Regions from separate parts of the Homo sapiens genome. Here region 2 is linked to region 1. A link is a contact called in ENCODE Hi-C or POLR2A ChIA-PET data. All regions are on one chromosome and are shown on one strand. The core of a region is the stretch at or near the end of the contact, and the rest is flanking DNA. Distances in the headings are between cores, read along the strand shown. Region 1 overlaps FOXP1 (forkhead box P1). Region 2 overlaps FOXP1 (forkhead box P1).

Evidence for each region. Hi-C counts contacts between places; a loop is a spot of excess contacts on that map. ChIA-PET counts read pairs that join two places held with the same protein, here RNA polymerase II (POLR2A). Pooled maps may share reads with other maps.
Region 2: a loop to region 1 is called in a map of PC-3, with 5 times the contacts of the local background. The contact joins two enhancer-like sites. A Hi-C loop is called at or near these places in 12 of 168 maps with a recorded cell type or tissue (B cell, OCI-LY7, PC-3 and 7 more), 8 of 37 single-sample maps with no recorded cell type and 17 of 50 pooled maps. POLR2A ChIA-PET finds 5 or more read pairs at or near these places in 16 of 52 experiments (AG04450, CD4-positive, alpha-beta T cell, H1 and 11 more).

What each region holds. Positions count from the first base shown.
Region 1 is chr3:71,047,771-71,050,618 of GRCh38, forward strand. All of the region lies in intron 9 of FOXP1 (forkhead box P1), which reads right to left. Among named protein-coding and RNA genes, the nearest start is that of FOXP1-AS1, 240 kb to the right of the region's middle. RefSeq lists an enhancer at 2,236-2,848. Within about 2 kb of position 1,386, at least 10 of the 41 ENCODE cell types and tissues checked have a DNase peak (open chromatin) inside an H3K27ac peak, as active enhancers do; they include endothelial cell of umbilical vein, where a contact is called at or near this core.
Region 2 is chr3:71,006,000-71,008,847 of GRCh38, forward strand. All of the region lies in intron 12 of FOXP1 (forkhead box P1), which reads right to left. Among named protein-coding and RNA genes, the nearest start is that of FOXP1-AS1, 280 kb to the right of the region's middle. Within about 2 kb of position 1,477, at least 6 of the 41 ENCODE cell types and tissues checked have a DNase peak (open chromatin) inside an H3K27ac peak, as active enhancers do; they include endothelial cell of umbilical vein, where a contact is called at or near this core.

The DNA.
Region 1 (2,848 bases), core at 136-2,635:
TCAGAAACTCCCAGGTCTGGTGGCTTGTCCTGCTTCCCCCATCTGCTTTGTTCTTGAAAAGAAGGGGCTTTACGATATGATAAATATCTTTTTGTTGATTGGACAATGACAGGAGGAAAACTTTTGTTGTGTAAAACATCAATACATCATTCCTGTGTTTAGCAGGCCTTGCTTCAGCCAAAAAAATTAATGTAGATTTCCTCAGTAATTATCTGAGTGATAGAAAGATAATACAGTGCAGTAGTACAATAAATAGAAGGAAATTATCTAATATCCTTAATCTGCTAGCAATCGTATCGAGGTGGAGGTCTTAGCCACATTATGGCTAACAATTATAAAAGGAAAACTAACCCTTCCCAAACTGTAGCAAAAAAAAAAGAAAAGTTTCTTCAAGAAAAGAACAAGATCAGTGTTCCTAATTCTGAGTATGATTCAAAAGATCAGAGAGACTTTTACAACTAAAAGGACTATCCAAGCCCTTTCAGAGCTTACATGTTCTGGCTAATAACTATACTTTACAAACAACTGCATTCACTTAACCTAACACATGACCTTGATCTGATACATCCATAAAATGGTATGTATATCAAGACCTTCTGATGCAAAGTTCAAAGAAAGAGAAAAATGGTGGTTTCCTTTCGGTCTTCATGTAGTTTATTTTACAGTAAAAACCATCATTCTCATATTAGCAACCAATTTCAGACTTACTACCATGCCACTGAGAAAGTTAATTGAGTTTCACTCCAAAAAACAAATTCTATACCACTAACAACAAAAATTTAAATAAATTTAAATGAAAAGCCAGTGTTTTCATTTTAAGAACAGCATGCATAAAATGATCCAATTGTTTTCACCCCTTCCCAAGTTATCACATTAATGTAAAACCCAGTGATAGTTATATTCATGTCAAAACGATTTTTTCACTTCTTCAACAGATATTAACTCACAACATTACAAAAAAAAGGGAAGAGAAAAAAACAACATTGACACAATAAAAGATCAGGGAATTAGCTTTTCTGAAAGCAGACTATAATGGGGGGGGTACAGCTGGAGGTGGGGGAGGGTGTTTCCTGCCTTACTGTAAATGAAATGTTTAAAAATTTTGTATTTATGTAAAATGACTGATGCCTTTTCTGTTGTCTCTGTGGCCATCCCTAGGAAAAAGCTCATGAAAGCTGTCTACGTTTGAAAAGCCAGGATATAAAAGTATACAAGGCCCATTGTCCAAAGAAAGAATTTAAAAGCAACACCGGTTGCCAAACTGCGCTCCCCACCCAGTTACCAAACACAGGATACGGGTCCATTTGTTTACTTCTCACAATTGAATGCATACAAAAAAGGTCTCCGTGCAGTCCCCTCGGCAGGTCAGTAGTCAGTGTTAAAATGCTAAAATGCCCTGATAAACCTCGAGTTTCGGATCCCCTCCCTAGAGCTGCAGTCAAAGGTCTGTTTTCCTTTCTTCGGCTACTCCCTACTGCCTAACATAAACTGTCATAACTGCCCGGGACAAACGGCCCTTTTAAAACAATCAACTTAGCCTACCTCACCCGCACAGGATGGAATCTTTTTTTGTAGCTCGATTTAAAATGAATTCTGCTGTCTATTTTCCTCACCACTTCTGTCCAATATTCATGAGCAGTCACTTCAATAGCTGTATTGGGCCTACATCCTCTCTTCCTCCCCTACCTAAGAGCACGTATCTTCTTAAGGAAGGTCCTGTCTTGGTCCAACCCAATATGGAGCCAAACTTTCCCAAGGAAACATCTCAAGGCAACTTTAGGAGGGAAGGAAAAAAAAAAGAGCAAAGGTACATCGTTCTGGCCAAAGATCAGGTGTCTTATTGCAGAGGTAATCAAAACAGGAAAAAAAGGGGGTGGGGGGAGCCTGACAATATAAAATTATGAGCCGCTAATGACTGGGGACTCAGTAAATTAACATACTTGTTCCATCTGTCAACAACCAAGTTCAAACCTTGTTAAAATCATAACCACCAGTCCACATCATGAAAATGCTACCGTGTGACTCCATCTCATTTTAGCACAAAAGGACCACCACCTGCATGATAATTCCAGGAGACTGGTCCCTACCTCAGGAAACTACAGATCTCCTAAGCATTGTTACCCTGGGTCTCAGACAAATCCACTGGCACCATGAATCCAAGGAGACCCATCCACTGGTCTGCCTACCTCAAAGGATATTCAAAGCAACCTATCTCCTGGGTCACCTTTGCCTGGGAAGTGGATGACAAAGCATGGACCACAGCAAACCTAGCGACCTGGAGATGCAAGAATGTTCCTACAATGTCTTGCTTTCTCCTTGTTTAGACACAAAGTGTTCTCCTTCTCCCCTACACTCCCCACCCCCTGCCACTCCCTTCCCAAACTCAGGGACCACTATCATCTTTGTGCTCTGAGATGCTTTCCTTTCTGACAACAGCAATTTGGGAGAGGTAACTTTTATCCTTCTTTCTGCTGTGTAACTTTCCCCTTCCCATTTCTTTATGTGCCCTCTGAGCTCATCTGAACTTTCATGTTCTCCCAGCATGCAGACGTGCATTCCAAACTATGTCTCACAGACCAAATAAGAGGTTAATAAGAAGTGGCAACAGAAAGGAAAAACGCAATCCCTGGTAACTGATAAGAATGACAGTGGCAGCCCTTTTTTGTTTGTCTTCAAATATAGAGTTAAAGATCTTTAAAAAACTAAATTTTGATGCCTTTGAAAAGAAAGAAGCACAAAATAACAACAGGGGGTTATTGCCTGCAAGCCACAGGGGAGAAACTCCATAATTCTTATTCTCCCTTTTGAAGGCTGTTAGCAATCTGATTCAAAAAAGCAACAGCAGAAG
Region 2 (2,848 bases), core at 227-2,726, 42 kb before region 1:
AGGAGGAACACGGGGGAAAAAGGCAGCATTATTTCAAATTTGAGCTGAGAGTCGTGATTTGTAAAGGGCTGAACAGGAACTGGAGTTGAAATTTGAAGCAAGGAAATTCTTGTACTAGGCACTGATGGACACTTCTCTGTTTCTCTTGGCTCCGTACAGGTTTTTAGGTCACTGGGTTTTGAACGTAATGCCAAATGAGAATCTCGCTAGTACAGAAGCTTTGAAAATGACAACTAACTTAATCTCTCAATTTAAATAAAATAATAATAATAAAAAAATCTAATGATACTTCACTCAAGAGTCAGAGCTTTTTATGAGACCTGTTGCCAATATTAGTGTCTTGGAATGATCTCATCTTTCATCCTGGCTAAATTCCAACACACAATTTCATTAACCCAGGTACCGCAGGTGATAAAACTCATTTTTCCCTAAAGAGACAGCTAAAAAGTACCAGTTATACGTTTATGAAGTACCAGCAATCAAAATTATGGATTTTCTAAAAGGTTTTTAACTACTTTTATTGAAAGGAAAATCGCTGTCTCAGACTTTTGTGACACTATTGCTAATAATAAATTTTACCATTTAGACATGGCCATAATATGGTAGACAGTGTCAATAAAAGTATGGAGCAAAGATGATCCCTGTCTTTTAAGTAATGCCTTCTAATTACATGCCGGAAATGATCACATGAAATACCTAAGCTAACTAATGGCTCTTAAAATATAAGAACACTCAACAATGCATCTACAGTGATATAGATGTACCGCATGCACATATGCAGTTATATGTAGAATTAATTGCATAAGTAGACATTCAAAAAATTTTCCAATGTTTTCAAAGCCTACAAGAAAAATTTAAATTTAATTTGCATTTCTAACTAAAATCTGTTTGTTGAAAAAAAATGCGTTCAAATGTTATTTGCTTCCTTTTGAGCAAAGAGGTGGCACTGGGCCTGTTATCTTTGGCAAACTTGTCTAAACTTTTCTATCTAATATTCTATATATCACTAGAGGGCACTGTGGTATTTAGGCCACTTTGACCTCTTCGAGTACTAAGAAAGGTCTTGAACTCCTAAGCAATGTCAGAAAGGTTAAAAAAGACATTAAAAGGGGGAAAAAATTTTTTTTGGTAACACCCTATTTTTATTTTTCTAAAACCAATAAAAAATGCATGATAAGTAGAAAAGTCAAATTCATAAAAATATACAGCTCATTTTGCAATACTCAAAGACTTGTCACCTCAGATCTGATGGGGAAAATTTTCATCCTCATCTTCTCGAGATTTAAATTGTGAGGCTGGAATTTGATTTGCATACATCCACAATTATAGACAGCTATTCCCTCTACATGGCTGAAGTCTCCTACACTAACTAGAGGTAATTTCACTGCAGAACATTCAGGCGTGCAAGCCGAGAGCCACAAATGGGTTTGAAACAATTTATGATATCCGGCCTCCTTCGACATGTATTAGCATATACCTGGTTTCTTTAACATACACTTTGTTTTTCCAAAACCACAAACATAGTTGCTGGAATTTCATGTGGAAGTGCTTAAGGGGCTGAAAGTTAACACCTTTGTGATCCACGCTGCCTCATGGTGGCTGTTAAACAAAAGCCTCTTTGTCGAGGCTTTCTTGAAGTGTTTTCTTAACATGTTCCAAGTAGTTTTAGGCAGGGAACTAAAGTAAACAAGATGTTACCATGATAAAAACACTTGTGAAAACATTACAGAGCACACTTAGTAGTTTCTTTCACACAAAACTCTTCACAGTTTTGAAAAGTAAAATTCACAGAAAAAAATTTTAAAAAGCAAGTTACCAATGAAATGTCCTCTACTGTCTACAGCCCTCGACCTTTCGGGAAGGGTCAAAGTTCCATTTCTGGGCATTTTCTTCAACATTTCTCTGTCTTCCATTACAGCACATATACAGTTTATTTTGGCTTTCATAAATTACATACATCTAACAAGCAAGGGAATTTTTGTTTTGTTCTGCATGAAGTTTTTCTCCCTGAGAAATCACCAAAAGAAAAAAAATTCTTTTCAAATAGGATACTAAGCAAGGATACAAATGATACTTTTAGTAGACGTTATACAAGTGGTCACTTAAAAGAAAAACTAGGAGAAATGGAAACATTTTCCCCCAAGCACATAAGAGTACCTGGTGTTTGTGAAACTATGGGCCTGCATTTGATTTTACCTTCTAAGTTAAAAACAGGGAAATGTGGTCAGGATTTAACCTTCAAATCTACTCCTCATTTTGCCAATGCATTACATGAGCATTAAAAAAAGGGAGGGGGAGGAAAGGGAAGAATTACAAATCCACGTTTTTACTAGTGAAGATTGTGTCTTTCACCTGGTTTGAAAAGAAGAAAAAAGAAAGGACTCAAGTGGGGAGAAGATGGAAGAACGCCGATGAGCTTCACACCACTCTGGATGATACGGGACTTGTTTTTGTTTTTCTGTTATCGGAGGATGCCAAGCAATGCAGGGCTGGACGATTTCATTAGAGTTAGCAGGAGCACCTGCTGCTATCAGTTAGCACTAACAAATGCAACAGTCACATGATAACTCATGGTTGATAGATTAAAAAAAAATCAACACTAAAACTGCAAGTTGTTTTCAGAAGAAACAGGGAAATAAATGCATACAATAGACTGGGTATCTGCTGATTCTGATAAAGCGTCCCTCTGTTGGCGGTGAGGGAAAGACAACAGGATGGTTATTTGTACAGTATTTATCTTTGAAATCAAGGGCCCTGTGGTATACCTCACCTTGGGAACAAATGCTGCAGAATGATCACAGAAAAGTGTCAAATCTCTGGTTTTGATTTACCAACAGTTATGATATTT